Linked DNA regions of Homo sapiens: region 2 is linked to region 1. A link is a loop called in an ENCODE intact Hi-C map of the cell type or tissue named here. Cell type or tissue: psoas muscle. All regions are shown on one strand. Links, peaks and the distances in the headings refer to the core of each region. The heading gives the core; the rest is flanking DNA.

What was found. Hi-C counts contacts between places; a loop is a spot of excess contacts. Peaks named below come from ENCODE experiments on the same cell type or tissue, not always from the same donor. Only the 100,000 strongest peaks of a DNase experiment are listed, where the experiment ranks them.
Region 2: a loop joins it to region 1, with 3 times the contacts of the local background. A loop is called at or near these places in 2 of 110 quality-filtered maps.

The regions. Positions count from the first base shown.
Region 1 is chr12:64,730,510-64,738,449 of GRCh38, forward strand. GNS (glucosamine (N-acetyl)-6-sulfatase) reads right to left here. Exons shown (of 14, transcript NM_002076.4): 9 at 6,495-6,598. Among named protein-coding and RNA genes, the nearest start is that of GNS, 25 kb to the right of the region's middle. In psoas muscle, for the core only: no CTCF peak of the experiment used is centred there; a DNase peak (open chromatin) is centred at 3,542; H3K27ac peaks cover 863 bases.
Region 2 is chr12:64,420,958-64,428,897 of GRCh38, forward strand. It overlaps XPOT (exportin for tRNA), which reads left to right. Exons shown (of 25, transcript NM_007235.6): 9 at 278-514; 10 at 2,048-2,086; 11 at 2,225-2,287; 12 at 3,642-3,766; 13 at 4,081-4,225; 14 at 4,381-4,500; 15 at 4,858-4,952; 16 at 7,094-7,163. Among named protein-coding and RNA genes, the nearest start is that of XPOT, 21 kb to the left of the region's middle. In psoas muscle, for the core only: no CTCF peak of the experiment used is centred there; no DNase peak of the experiment used is centred there.

The DNA.
Region 1 (7,940 bases), core at 1,633-6,632:
GAGGGCAGAATGATAAATATCCTGGCCCTGAATCAATTAGTCTAACTCTGCAGCTGTCAGGTATTACTGCCCAAAGGCAGGCACTTCAGGAGAAAGGCAATCCATATGTTACTCAGTGGGGGAAAAACCTCACACACAAAAAACGATGTCTCCAGGGATGATACAAGACCCACTGTTACAGATAATTTTCCTGGTTCGAAGACCCCCAGGCAAACTGAGCAGCTTGGAAAACAGTCATCAAGTGTGAATGTCAATATGGAAGAGGTCACAGCAGGAAAGGAGGGTCAGAGAGAGATACCATCTCCAGAATGAGATCAAGACAACAAGCCATCTACAGACCCTGAAGTGTGACTAACAGATCTTCAGTGATATCTGTAAAATGAATGAGGTGAAGCCAGTTCCTCAGATACTACTATGATGTCCAAGGCAGTTTTAAAAGAAAAGAGGAAACATAAAAAAACCCAGAGATATAAAATGGTGACTGTCATCTCACCAAAAATTGCAAGAGCCACCACCTGTATAATGGGAGGCTTGTTCCTTTTTTGGTGAGGTGGGGGGAAGCTCTTTTTTGTTTTGTTGTTTTTTGAGACAGGGTCTCATTTTGTCACCCGAGCTGGAGTGCAGTGGCACAATCACAGCTCACTGTGGCCTTGACCTCCCAGACTCAACTGATCCTCCTGCCTCAGCATCCAGAGCAACTGGGACTACAGGTACACACCATGATGCCCAGCTAAATTTTGTATTTTTTTATTTTTCGTAGCAATGCCATGTTGCCTGGGCTGGTCTCAAACTTCTGAATTCAAGTGATCCGCCTGCCCTGGCCTCCCAAAGTGCTGGGATTACAGGCGTGAGCCACTGCACCCAGCCGAGGCTCTTTCTAATGGCATTTTGCTCTCTGGAGATAAAGGGGTAAGTTCCAGTATAAATCCAAAGTCACTAAGATTCAGCACAAGTACCGTAAGCACAAGTCATTCCAGGACTCCTTCTCCCTAGAAATCTATAATGATCACACTCCCCTAAATATAATGGATAAAATGTCTCCTCTTCTAGAATTTTATTTGAATAAGCGGACAGTCTCAAAATTAGCATACTATATCAGGAGATGGGAGACTTCTAGCAAATACCAAGTATGAATGAAGAGTTAAAAAGAATTATACCTACCTCTGGTTTTTATATAACCAAGAATTTGGATGGATTCACCCATCAATGTGATGACTTTGAGAAACACTAGTTTCACAGTATTGCTTTTGTCTAGTATAAACTTAAAAATTCATTTAAGGGCTGGGCACAGTGGCTCTCGCTGGTAATCCCAGCACTTTGGGAGGCCAAGGCAGGAGGATCACTTGAGCTCAGGAGGCCAAGGCTGCAGTGAGCCATGTTTGAGCCACCACATTCCAACCTGGTGAGAGAGCACCTATCTCAAACAAACAAAAAAATCATTTACGGATTGGAACAGAAAAAGCTTTGACAAGACCAAAAATATATCTATTTTTTGAGACAGATTTTTTGCTCTGTTGCCCAGGCTGGAGTGCAATGGTGCGATCTCGGCTCACTGCAATCTCCACCTCCTGGGTTCAAGCAATACTCTTGCTTCAGCCTCCCAAGTAGTTGGGATTACAGGCACCTGCCACCACACCTGGCTAATTTTTTTTTTTTGTTGTTTTTTTTTTTTTTTTGAGACGGAGTCTCACTCTGTCACCCAGGCTGGAGTACAGTAGCACGATCTCAGCTCACTGCAAGCTCTGCCTCCCGGTTTGATGCCATTCTCCTGCCTCAGCCTCCCAAGTAGCTGGGACTACAGGCGCCTGCCACCACGCCCAGCTACTTTTTTTGTATTTTCAGTAGAGACGGGGTTTCACCGTTTTAGCCAGGATGGCCTCGATCTCCTGACCTCGTGATCCGCCTGACTCAGCCTCCCAAAGTGCTGGGATTACAGGTGTGAACCACCGCGCCCAGCCTCTTTTTTTTTGAGATGGAGTCTCACTCTGTTGCCCAGGCTGGAGTGCAGTGGTGTGATCTTGGCTCACTGCAAGCTCCGCCTCCTGGGTTCACACCATTCTCCTGCCTCAGTCTCCCGAGTAACTGGGACTATAGGCGCCCGCCACCACACCTGGCTAATTTTTTGTATTTTTTAGTAGAGACGGGGTTTCACTGTGTTAGCCAGGATGGTCTCGATCTCCTGACCTCCTGATCCGCCTGCCTCGGCCTCCCAAAGTGCTGGCATTACAGGCGTGAGCCACCGCGCCTGGCCTAATTTTTGTATTTTTAGTAGAGACAAGGTTTCACCATGTTGGCCAGGCTGGTTTCAAATTCTTGACCTCAGGTGATCCACACCTGCCTTGGCCTCCCAAAGTGCTAGGATTACAGGCGTGAGCCACCATGCCCAGACAAAAAAATAAATTATTTGATAAATCACTTTCTCAGGTTGAGAATGTTCTTAGGATTTAAGTATATAAATATCCTAATCAAATGAAAGTCCTTAGAAAACCCTGGGGTAGACTGGCTGTGGTGGCTCATGCCTGTAATGAGGGGAGGAGGGCTGATTGCTTGAGCCCAGGTGTTCCAGACCAGCCTGGGCAACATAATGAAACCCCGTCTCTACAAAAACAAACAAACAAACAAAAAACAAAAAACAAAAATTAGCTGGGCATGGTGGTGTGCACCTATAGTCCCAGCTACTCAGGAGGCTGAGGTAGGAGAATCACCTGAGCCTGGGAGGTGGAGGATGCAGTGAGCCAAGATTGTGCCACCACACTCCAGCCTAAGTTACAGAGCAAGACCCTGTCTCAAAAAAAAAAAAAAAAAAAAAAAAAAAAAAATTCCTGGGGCTTAAATCAAAGGGTATCATGCATTGAACCTGCTTATTCTTGCTCTGAAAGAATGACACTTGCATAATTACTGAAAAGAACAAGATGGCAACGGGCTCTCAGAACACATCAGGTTTCCAGACACCCAAACCCTGATGTTGAATTTCTGTAGAGTTATCAAAGAAAAGGCTCCAAACATACCAGAAAGCACCCCAAATCCATTTAGTGAAAAGCACTGTAACTACATGAGAAAGTGCAGAATCCCATATCTTGGTTGCTTCAGCTGGACTTGCCCCTCAGTTCCAGCTTTCCTGACAAGGAAGAAGCTGGGGCATCACCTGGTTCCACCTGATAATGGAGGCTTAACATCCTCTTACTTTTACAAAAGTAGGGGAACCAAGGCTGATTTTGTCCAAAGCCAACAGGTCGTCTTCCTGACTCCCAGTTCAGTTCTATTTCCCTGGGACGGTGCTGTGTCATTCTAGTTTTCCTACTAACCTTTTCCTTTTTAGAATTCCTTTTGCAGAACTTCTACCACCAAATCTAAAGCTAAACTAGTCAGAGGAGAAAACGTCAATAGTCAATCTTTGACATCTACACATATGACCTTGTCCCATTTCTCCCACACAGCTTAAGTCCACCAGTCAGTTAAATGTGCACTGATCTGGCTGTCAAGGCTGCTGACAGCTCAGCTCATTATGCCCAACTCACAAGCCTGTGCCACTCACACAGAACAGCTGGCACTGAGACAACTATGCTGCCAACACATGATGCATCACCCATCGTCTCCGACATTCTTTGTGCCAGGGGAAAGCTGGGGCATTTCATGCTTCTCAAATTACACCTGTCAATGCAGCAATGTAAATTCTGAGAATGCACAGACTTAATTTTCAGTCCCTGATCTGCCACTTACTTTGCGACCTTGGCAAAATCCATTCAACCAATGTGGATGTTCCCCAGTGTATGTTAGGGGCTGGATATTTTAAGTTTAGATAGTTCCTCTTTTCTAGGACATCCTAGACTGAAAAAGACAAACTTAATAGGGTGTGACAAGTGTGAGGCCAGCTGGGAACATATAGGAAGGGGCATCTACCCCATGTGGGAGCAGGATTATGAAGCGACTTCCCAGAGGGAGCGGTAAACCAAAGCCCTAAAGGACAATTAACTTGACTAGCTGAAGAAGGCGCGAGATGGGCATTCCAGAAGGAAGGAGTAGTCACTTGTACAAAAGCCAGGAGGTGACAGAGAAGGTCCGCTTAGGAAGTACAAGGAGTTCAGTACAACTGCTACCTTCTGTCTCTTGAACAAGCCTAGCTTATCCCTACATCTGGGCCTTCGCATTTACCGTCCTGCTCAGGACACTCTTCCCACAGATCTCTGCACAGCTAAATCCTTCTCAACATCCACATCTGCTCAAATGCCAAATGCCTAAGAGGCTTTCACTGACCACTGCAGCTTAAATATCTGGTGCTCCCTGACACAAGGATTTAAGAACTGATCTTGTGACCAGGCATGGTGGCTCGCGCCTGTAATCCCAGCACTTTGGGAGGCCGAGGCAGGCAGATCATGAGGTCAGGAGATCTAGACCATCCTGGCTAACACGGTGAAACCCCATCTCTACTAAAACAAAAACAAAAACAAAAAATTAGCTGGGCATGGTGGCAGGTACCTATAGTCCTAGCTACTAGGGAGGCTGGGCAGGACAATAGCGTGAACCCAGGAGGCGGAGCTTGCAGTGAGCTGAGATCGCACCACTGCACTCCAGCCTGGGTGACAGAGCAAGACTCCATCTCAAAAAAAATGAAAAAACAAAACAAAACTCATCTTGTTTGATTGCTCCTTGCCGTATGCAAGGCTCCTTGGTGTACCGTGCTGGCAAGGAAGATAATAAATACTTGTTGACTGAACTATAATGTAATGGTTAAGTATACAGACTTTGGAGCCAGACTGCCCCAGTTCAAATGCAGGGCTCTGCTACTTTTTGGCTACGTGATCTTCAGCAAACAACTTCTCTGCTTCAGTTTTCCTCATCTGCAAAATAGGGATAACAGTACCTCTATCTCATCAACTGTGAGGATTGAATGAGTTAAATCAGGTAATAAACTTAGAATAGCACCTGTCCCATACTAAACACTCAATAAATGTTAGCTATATTATTGAAATGGCTTCTCAGGAACCAGACTTCATTTAGATTGCTTAGAGAAGGTGAAGTTTCTGATTTTTAACATTTAGATGGCAATGTTAACTTAAAGAAAAAAAGGAACAGTTTTTTCCACAGGCAGCTGGCTGACACATTTCACTATGATCTCATTCAGCCTCCTTCCCATGTGGGCTGAGGTAGCCCTGCTCCTAAAAACAGAACATGGCTGCTGACATGGTCTCCTCAATCAGTTCCAAACACCAACCTCAAGAAAACACTTTTAAGATTTAATGGTCTTCTAAACTTGCTTATCTCCTTTGAAAGAGGAAGCCTGTTTAGAAGGCACTGAAATTTGTAGGGAAAAGTGACTAGCTTTAGGAATGTGGGTCTTCAGAGAAAAACACAAAACGTAATTATGAAGGCCATTTTACCCTTCCAAGAGAATTTTAACAGAATTCCATCAAGAGTGTTTTAAAAGGAAATAAGTGAAAAATAGACATTTAAACAAGTAAACATCAAGCTCCAAAATTAAACTAAAGTACCCAATATACCCAGAAAGTCTGGCCCATTTAAAAACCCACTTTGCAATTTTAGCTTAAAGTGTGTATTTGTTCATCTTCCTTGGTCTCACAGAACTGGGACTGAAACTGAAATTGTGATATCAGGAAGGAGAGAAGACATAGCTGGTGGAGGCTGTCAATTCTTTTCTCCTGAGTGTTGGAGGACAGTATTTTGGATGAAGGTCCTCATGACTGCTAGGAACAAAGTGCCTCAGCATTAGGTACCACGTTTAGAAAAAGACACTGAAACCAAATGGGAAAGACAACAGAACAATGTGGCATATTATGGCAGTTCTAGGAGAGAGAACCAGGAAAGCAACAAAGCATTCATAAGGAAGAGCCCAGCACAGGGAAAGACTAATTCCTAGAAGACATGTTTTTGATAGCCTTATACTCAAAGCAAGGTCAGGCCAGCAGCAGACATCACCCGGGAGCTGATCAGAAATGGAGAAGCAGAATCTGCATTTTAACCAGATCCCAGGGGATTCACACACAGAAAAGCCTGAGGGGCTCTGCTCTACAAGGCAGTGGGCCCCAAACCAGGCTGCCTCTCAGAATCACCTGCAAACTTCAAAAGGAAAAAAGGCAGATGTTGGGTCCCTATTCCAGACCAAGTGAGTCAATCATACTCTTTCTGGATATTGCCCAAGCACGTACCATTTTTCTTCTTCAGTTTCGGAGGGCAATTTTGATGCACATCCTCTGTTGAGAGTCACTGCTCCAGAACAAAGTAAAGATCTAGTCTCAAAAGACAAAGAAAAGCTATGCATTCTAATGAGACATGTATATGTGGGGTGAAAATACAGATACAGAGAGCAGTGGGAAGTTAAGGAAAAAAAAAAGCAATCATTGTTTCCACTTAAAAACTCTTCTGCTGCTCAGCCCTAGTGGGAAGAGGAACCTAACCAATCTTATCTCAGGAGGAAACACCTTATTTTCTCAGGCAAGTGCCTACCTGTCCACAGCACCAGCTTGTCAGGCACCTACCTTGCTTGTCTGATTTGGTTTGATCCCAGGTCCTCGAACCAACAGTGGAACTTTGATATCAAACTCATACAGCTGTCTCTTGTCTATTGGCAAGGAAAACTGTCCTGAAAACAAAACACACAATGTAAAGATGGAGCCAAGACAGGAGCCTTGCTCATGTTATGTTTCACTCATTTAATCCACAGCCAAAACTAAAACAACTTTGTTCTACTGATTCTGGTGTTTTAATAGAAAGCTGAAATTTGCCTGGGTCTCTTGTTACTACAAGGCAGGAAAACAACAAATTCATCTTCTCTAAACAAATGACTAGAAGGGACTCCCTGGCTTATGATAGAACAAAATAAGCAAAAATAATGACAGGAAAGTATTGAAACACAAATACATAAAAAATTATGCATGCTACTCAGCCTCATCACAACTGAATGAAGTTTACTCCAAAAACTGTCAAATGAACAAAAACACCTATCCTGTGTTTCCTGAATAAACTGCATCTCAAAATAACCAAATAACTGATAAGGGGAAGTTCTTCTCTGAGGAATTTCAGCTAATAAATACAAAAGAAAGGACAGGATTACAAAATCAATATTTTGCAGTTTCTGAGGGAATAATGAATTTAGGCAGCAATCATCAATGGAACAACAGAAAAGCTCATAGGAAGAGCTAAGGCTGAAACCACCTGACTCATCAATCAACACCAGCACTCCAAAAACAGTGCAGCCAGATGCCACGGGCCTCATGACATGATGCAACAGGAAGTACACAGCAGCAGGTGAGGATGCACTGTCACCTGAAAATGCAAACTTCTATCAAGTCCCTAATCTAACTACCAATCTATAGGAAATGCTAACTAGAGATGAACAAGTTAAGGCACTATAAGACAGCAGTTAGCCAAATTCAAAATGTGAGACATTCTGATGGACAAAGACCCACTTCTCCCTGTAAATTCGTGGCAAATGACAGAGTTAGGAGATACAAGAACTAAAGGTAGTATGTGGACTTTGCCTGCATCTTTTTTTTTTTTTTTGAGATGGAGTCTCGCTCTGTCACCCACACTGGAGTGCAGTGGCACGATCTTGGCTTACTGCAACCTCTGCCTCCTGGGTTCAAGAGATTCTCCTGCCTCAGCCTCCCGAGTAGCTGAGACTACAGGCATGTGCCACCACACCTGGCTAATTTTTGTATTTTTAGTAGAGAAAGAGTTATGCCATGTTGGCCAGGCTGATCTGGAACTCCTGGCCTCAGGTGATCCACCTGCCTTGGCCTCCCAAAGTGCTGGGATTATAGGTGTGAGCCACTGAGGCTGGTGGTCTGCATCTTGATACATAATAACCAGAGTCAGATGCATAATCCGGTGTTGAATCCTGGAGTCATGTGTATGGGAGTTGCTTCAAAACCTTCTAGTAACAAAAGAAAAACACAGGGAGAGTAGGAAGAATTCAAAAGACT
Region 2 (7,940 bases), core at 1,157-6,156, 310 kb before region 1:
ACCCGGCAAATTTTTTACCTTTTTGGTAGAGACGGGGTTTCACCATGTTGGCCAGGCTTGTCTCGAACTCTTGACCTCAGGTAATCCACCCACTTCGGCCTTCCAGAGTGCTGGGATTACAGGCATAAGCCACCGTGCCCAGCCTGGAATTGTTAAATATATGACGTCATTTTAAAATTGAATCCTGTAATTAGCACTTGATTCATATTAAAGTTCAGTTTTTCCTCTTAGCTTGGGCAGGCAGTTTTAAACAGAGATGTGTCTTGATTGCTTATAGGAAGAAGATGTTGACTTCCTGGCCAGATTTTCTAAGTTGGTAAATGGAATGGGACAGTCATTGATAGTTAGTTGGAGTAAATTAATTAAGAATGGGGATATTAAGAATGCTCAAGAGGCACTACAAGCTATTGAAACAAAAGTGGCACTGATGTTGCAGCTACTAATTCATGAGGATGATGATATTTCTTCTAATATTATTGGATTTTGTTACGATTATCTTCATATTTTGAAACAGGTAAGTTTTTGTTTTATTCTTTTTGCTCAATACATAATACAAAGGAGCCATGGAGAAGTGGAAAATATGGAAAAATTAAAAATGAGAAAATACCCATAATTCTACTACCTAAAGATATTTACTGTTAAATACTAATGTATTTCCATCTTAAAAAAAAAAGAATTGGCCAGAAAATAGTTTCAGGTTCTAAATTCAGTAGACTAACCAGCTTCAGAGGTAGTTATAGGTTTAGGTTTTTTTTTTTATTTTGAACCTGTCTTTATTTGTGAATACAGTTGAAATTTTCATAAGCATGGTTTGTTATTTTAATTTACATATACATCATTCATTTCTCATAAACAATTTTTTTTTCTTTTTTGAGACGGAGTTTTGCTGTTGTTGCCCAGGCTGGAGTGCAATGGCGTGATGTCAGCTCACCACAACCTCCACCTCCCAGGTTCAAGCGATTTTCCTGCCTCAACCTCCCAAGTACCTGGGATTACAGGCATGCACCACCACATCCAGCTGATTTTGTACTTTTAGTAGACAGGGTTTCTCCATGTTGGTCAGGCTGGTCTTGAACTCCCTACCTCAGGTGATCTGCCCACCACAGCCTCCCAAAGTGCTGGGATTACAGGTGTGAGCCACCACGCCCGGCAACAATTTTTTACAATTAAAGTTTCCCCCACTTCCAGAAAGAACTTGTAGGTGGTGTTAGTCTCCATATTATAGCATTTAGCAATTAAAATAATTAGTAACTTATCAATATGATATTAGATGAAAGCCATTTCTGTATATTTACTTTGAATTAATTGAGTCAAGTCAAACTTAAAATATGTTCCCAAATGACTTTAGTTTCTGTTTTATTGTAGTAAACATAACATGTATCTTTATGTATACTTCAAGAAATTTTATGCAGTGTGGAAAGGTATGATCACTATTGGTAATTCCATTGTATATCTCTTAATGGTTTTGTAGGCTTGTTTTGCTTTGTTTAAAAACCTTTGCAGAATATGTTATAGGTGTCTTTGTCTACATGTCAAGTTACTTACTAGAAGTGGCATTACTTGATCTTAGGTTAGGTATATTTTAAATATAGGCAGCTGCTGCTAAACTGCCCTCCAAAAAAGTTGTGTGCATGTTTTCAAAGATCTTGATTGATTACAGGCCAGGCATAATGGCTGTCACCTGTAATCCCAGCACTTGGTAAGGCTGAGGCGGGAGGATTGTTTGAGGCCAGGAGTTTGAGACCAGCCTGGGCAACATAGGAAGACTCCATTTCTATAAATAATAAAAAGAAAACTAGCCAAGTGTGGTGGCACATGCCTGCGGTCCCAGCTAACTTGGGAGGGTGAGGTGGGAGGATCTCTTGAGCCAGGGAGTTGGGGGTTGCAGTGAGCCATGACTGCGCCACTGCACTCCAGCCTGGGCAACAGAGCAAGACCTTGTCTCAAAAAAAAAAAAAAAAACCAGGTCTTAATTGATTCGAAAAATGTTCTGATATGCAGGTATAACTTTAGAAAACCTAATAAGTTATTGCTTCCTTTTTAACAGCTTACAGTGCTCTCGGATCAGCAAAAAGCTAATGTAGAGGTAATTGACTTTATGCTTCTTTTAAACCAATGATAGATTTTTAGTCTGTAATTTGCCTTGAAATGTAGCTTAATTTCAAATTATATCAAATTAGAAGGAGACTGACAAAAACTCTTTTATTCTCAATTTTATTCTTAGGCAATCATGTTGGCCGTTATGAAAAAATTGACTTACGATGAAGAATATAACTTTGAAAATGAGGTAAGAATTTTTTTTTGTTGAGGAGAAAGGAGTTTTAATTTTATTATTATATCAAATTAATATTTCAAGTTCTTATTGTTTCGGGGCCCTTTAAAACATGAAGTTCTTGAAAAATTAGTCTGTTTATATTGACACCAACCTTGGGTGAAATTAATAGAAGCCTCTTAATCCTTCCTTTTTGATATTTTATCCATTAACAACCACCCCCCCTCCTTTTTTTTTGCTTTGAGACAGAGTCTCACTCTGTCACCCAGGCTGGAGTGCAGTGGTGCCATCTCAGCTCACTGCATCCTCTGCCTCCTGGGTTCAAGTGATTCTTGTGCCTCAGCCACCTTAGTAGCTGGGATTACAGGCATGTGCCACCATGCCCGGCTAATTCTTGTATTTTTAGTAGAGACGGGGTTTCGCCGTGTTGGCCAAGTTGGTCTTGAACTCCTGGCCTCAAGTGATCTGCCTGCCTCAGCCTCCCAAAGTGTTGGGATTATAGGTGTGAGCCACTGCACCTGTCCCATTAACAGCCCTTTTACAAATACTGTGTAGCACTGAACATAGTAAAATATTGATAATATTATTGGTGATCATATTTCACTTTATATTTTGTAAGAATGATGAACTCCAGTCACAAGACTGTATTGGCAGAGTGGAAATGAGGCGCTCTAGACTTGTTCCAGTTAAAGGTCTTTTTCAAGATTGTGAGTGGGTCAGCTTCCCATCAAACAAGGGCCATTGGTGCTTTCTAGGTATTCAGTCATGGTATTTGCTGCTAAGCTTTGTTCTAAAGTGTTGTATTCCCCCACCTCAGACATTCAAAAACTTAGGGTTGTAAAAGGATAATAGTGGTGCTGACCAACACACTGCGCACCTGGGATGTGCCAGGCTCCTAAGATTGAATATCTCCAGTTATACCATATTATTACCACTTTTTACAGTGGATATTGACTTACAAGAATAAATAAGGTGCAAAGAATTCAAAGCCCATTCTAGTGCTAGAGTATTGTCTTTAACCTTCTTAGACTATTTCTAGCTCTAGGCTTTTGAGGTCTACGGCTTTGTGCAGAAATACTTATTTGTGAGCTGGAGGGAAGAAGTTATTAAGCTTAATAAGTTTTTCTATATAAATAGTGACAAAAATAAAAGTACGAAATATGTAAATGCGGAAAAATACAGGAGAACTGGATATTTACATGAATTTTAAGGTCTTTTAAGTTTTTAATTTTTATTATTATACTTTAAGTTTTGGGGTACATGTGCAGAACGTGCAGGTTTGTTACATAGGTATACATGTAGCCATGGTGGTTTGCTGCGCCGATCAACCCATAAGTTTTTTGAATGAGGATTTTAACCTGTATCATAGGGTGAAGATGAAGCCATGTTTGTAGAATATAGAAAACAACTGAAGTTACTGTTGGACAGGCTTGCTCAAGTTTCACCAGAGTTACTACTGGCCTCTGTTCGCAGAGTTTTTAGTTCTACACTGCAGTAAGTTTGTCATTACTTTTGTAACAAGCCTACTTCTTTCTTTTGCTCTTTGATATGGGTCAAAATAAATGATTCATATGACTTATTAATCCATGTTACTTATTGAGATCTTATGTGTATCTCTGGAAACAATGCACTTGTCTTCTTGATTTATCTTGATCCTTTCTACCTTTGTGATGTATTGCCTGGGAAAGTTAACAGTTGCTATGACTTTTTAATAATTAAAAAGGCTTTTGTTGGTGTCTTACCCTGTGCATAATTTGCTGTATGAAAAATTTATCTTTAAATCTCACTGACATATTATACCTTGGTAGGAATTGGCAGACTACACGGTTTATGGAAGTTGAAGTAGCAATAAGATTGCTGTATATGTTGGCAGAAGCTCTTCCAGTATCTCATGGTGCTCACTTCTCAGGTGATGTTTCAAAAGCTAGTGCTTTGCAGGATATGATGCGAACTGTAAGTATACTGGAGATAATTTTGACCATAAATTTCTGTTTTCAGTATAAGCTAATGGGAGTTCCTTAATTGTTAGAGCTTAGTATATGTTAATACCGGGGCATTTTGATGTTGCAATAAATAAGAAGAGGTTTCCTAACTTTTTCCTGATCTAGCTGGTAACATCAGGAGTCAGTTCCTATCAGCATACATCTGTGACATTGGAGTTCTTCGAAACTGTTGTTAGATATGAAAAGTTTTTCACAGTTGAACCTCAGCACATTCCATGTGTACTAGTAAGTACTCTGGATTTTTGTTACTTTCCATGGGTTTCAGCTAATGACTTGATAGTGTAGTATTGTATTTTTCTGTCTATAACTTTTCTCAGAATCAAAACCTCTCAGAAGTGCTTGGCACACACTGAAAGTAACCCCTCCTCCATTTCTTTTAAATGGATAGTTTGTGCCCAATTAGTCAACTAAAACAAGTTCTCAAGGGACTGTTTGTGTGTAGTTTAGAATTACTCGTATATTCCTAGTCCCTGCCTTTTAGGAGCTAAGAAGTAAAATTTGGTGTGAACAAAAATGTAGCAGGACAATATCAACAAAACCCTTGAAAAAATGCAGAAATAGTAAAAGTGTCTCCTTCTTTAGATGGCTTTCTTAGATCACAGAGGTCTGCGGCATTCCAGTGCAAAAGTTCGGAGCAGGACGGCTTACCTGTTTTCTAGATTTGTCAAATCTCTCAAGTAAGTATAAAATTGCAGCTATTATGTTTAGTTATTTTTTAAGTTACTGGATAGATGTAAAACAATAGTAAAGACATGGAATCAACCTAGGTGCCCATCAGTGGTGGATTAGATAAAGAAAATGTAGGCCAGGTATGGTGGCTCATGCCTATAATCCCAACACTCTGGGAGGCCGATCACAAGGTCAGGAGTTGGAGACCAGCCTGGCCAACATGGTGAAACCCCATCTCTACTAAAGATACAAAAAATTAGCTAGGCATGGTGGCGGGTTCCTGTAATCCCACCTACTCAGGAGGCTGAGGCAGGAGAATCGCTTGAACCTGGGAGGTGGAGGTTGCAGTGAGCCAAGATCACACTCCAGCCTGGGTGACAGCGTGAGACTCAGTCTCAAAAAAAAAAAAAAAGAAAAAGAAAATGTAGTACACATACATCATGAAATACTAAACAGCCATAACAAAGAACAAAATCATGTCCTTTACAGCAACATGGATGCAGCTGGAGGCCTTTAATCTAAGCAAATTAACGCAGAAACAAAAAAACAAATGCCACATGTTCTCACTTATAAGTGAGAGCTAAATCTTGGGTACACACAGATATGAAGCTGGGAACAAAAGACACTTGGGACTCCAAAATGAGGGAGTGGGGCAAGTGCTGAAAAACTTCCTGTTGGGTACTGTGTTCAATATCTGGGCAATGGGATTGGATCAATAGAAGCGCAAACCTCAGCATCCCGTGATATACCCGTGTAACAAACCTCCATGTGTACCCCCTGAATTTAAAATGAAGATGGAGGCCTGGCGCGGTGGCCCACGCCTGTAATCCCAGCACTTTGGGAGGCTGAGGCGGGTGGATCACCTAAGATCAGGAGTTTGAGACTAGCCTGGCCAACATGATGAAACCCGGTCTCTACTAAAAATACAGAAAATTAGCCGGGCATGGTGGTGGGCACCTGTAATCCCAGCTAACAGAAGGCTGAGGCAGGAGAATCACTTGAACCCAGGAAGCAGAATTTGCAGTGAGCAGAGATCGTGCCATTGCACTCCAGCCTGGGTGACAAGAGTGAAACTCTGTCTCAAAAAAATAAAATGAAGATGGAAATAAAAAAAAAGTAGACATATAAATTATTTTCCAAGAGCCTATGGTAGATTTGGTTCTTCCTGTTCAAGTCAAGTCATGCTTTGTCAGGTCAGGTAGATGTACTCCCGACCTTTTTTTTTTTTTTTTTTTGAGACAGATTTTCGTTCTTGTTGCCCAGGCTGGAGTACAATGGCATGATCTTGACTCACTGCAACCCCTGCCTCCTGGGTTGAAGCGATTCTCCTGCCTCAGCCTACTGAGTAGCCAGGATTACAGGTGTCCATCGCCACACCCGGCTAATTTTTTGTATTTTTAGTAGAGATGGGGCTTCACCATGTTGGTCAGGCTGGCCTTGAACTCCTGACCTGAGATGATCCACCCTCTTCAGCCTCCCAAAGTGCTGGTATTACAGGCATGAGCCACCGCGCCCAGCCCCCTTTTTATGTTGCCACTTCCTTTCCTGCTCATCAGCCAAGTACTTAGTTCAATAGTAAAAGTTTTCATTGTTTTTTGTTGTTATTTTTTTGAGATGGGGGTCTCATGCTGTCGCCTAGGCTGGAGTATAGTGGCTGGATCCCAGTTCACTGCAACCTCAACCTCCTCAGGCTCAGGTGATCTTCCCACCTCAGCCCCCTGAGCACCTGGGACTACAGGCGTGTGACGATGGCCGGCTAATTTTTGTATTTTTTGTAGAATCAGTCTCACCACATTGCCCAGCCTGGTCTCAAATTCTTTAGCTCAGTCTTCCCACCTCGGCCTCCCAACGTGTTGGGATTACAGAAATGAGCCACTGCACTTGGCCTGTATTATTCTTTACTAGTACTATTTTTTGCGAATGAAAACTACTCCTTATTAGGTTTATAAGATTGTAAGTCATTTTGACAATCTTATCACTACAGAGCAGATAAAGGTAATTTTTAAAAATTAACCATAGCTAATCTTAATCAGAAGTGACTAGCCTACAACTGAACTTTTTTTTAGTTCTGTCTTAAAGGGGGAATTTGGTATTTTAGCACTGTTTTGAGCACTGTTATTAATTGTGATTTCCTTTTTCTGTTTTTCAGTAAGCAAATGAATCCTTTCATTGAGGATATTTTGAATAGAATACAAGATTTATTAGAGCTTTCTCCACCTGTAAGTATCTGTCTCTTTAAGATATTTTACCCAGAATTCATTGAAGCCACACGTGCCATTAGCCTTGCCTTTGTTGGCATTTAAAAAAAAAAATTGGTGGTGGAGGGAAGTGTATGTGCAAAGATTAGTTCTATTTACCAAAATTCTGTTGACATAGTAAACAAAACATAGTAATAGGAATCAAGAGTTGACAGATCAATTTGGCAGCATGGGGTATATTGTTAAAATGTTGAAGCATTTTATGAAGAAGAAAAAATTCATTAAAGATGAGCTTGCTGTTAAAATGAAAAGTATATTAAAAATTTTAAAAACCAAAAGAAAATAAAAATTTAAAAAATTCAACTTCTAAATTATTCTGTTTAATCCTATAATTGTATTAGCCATTCTTAGCAGCTGCTACTGTTAGATCGAAGGTTTTCCCTGTCATTTCAGGCTTAGGGTAAAAAAAAAAATTAAGTGCTAGTCGATCTGAATATTTTGGTGTTGGGATTGGGCCATAATCCCAAGTGTTAAAATCCTGAAATCCTAAAAACCACAATTCTAAAAGATCAAAATCTTAAAAATATAATCCTGGAAAAAGTAATTTTAAAAAATTATTTGAAAGATATTACTTTACATTTTTAAAAGGGAATGTATTTGAGAAACATGTAAAAACATGACAGCACTTCATAGGCCACTTTACACAATAAAATAGGCAATAATAACATGCTTTTGCAAGCATAAACAGTTATAAAAATGACAGTTACATGTGTAAAACAGGAGCAGACAAACTGTATT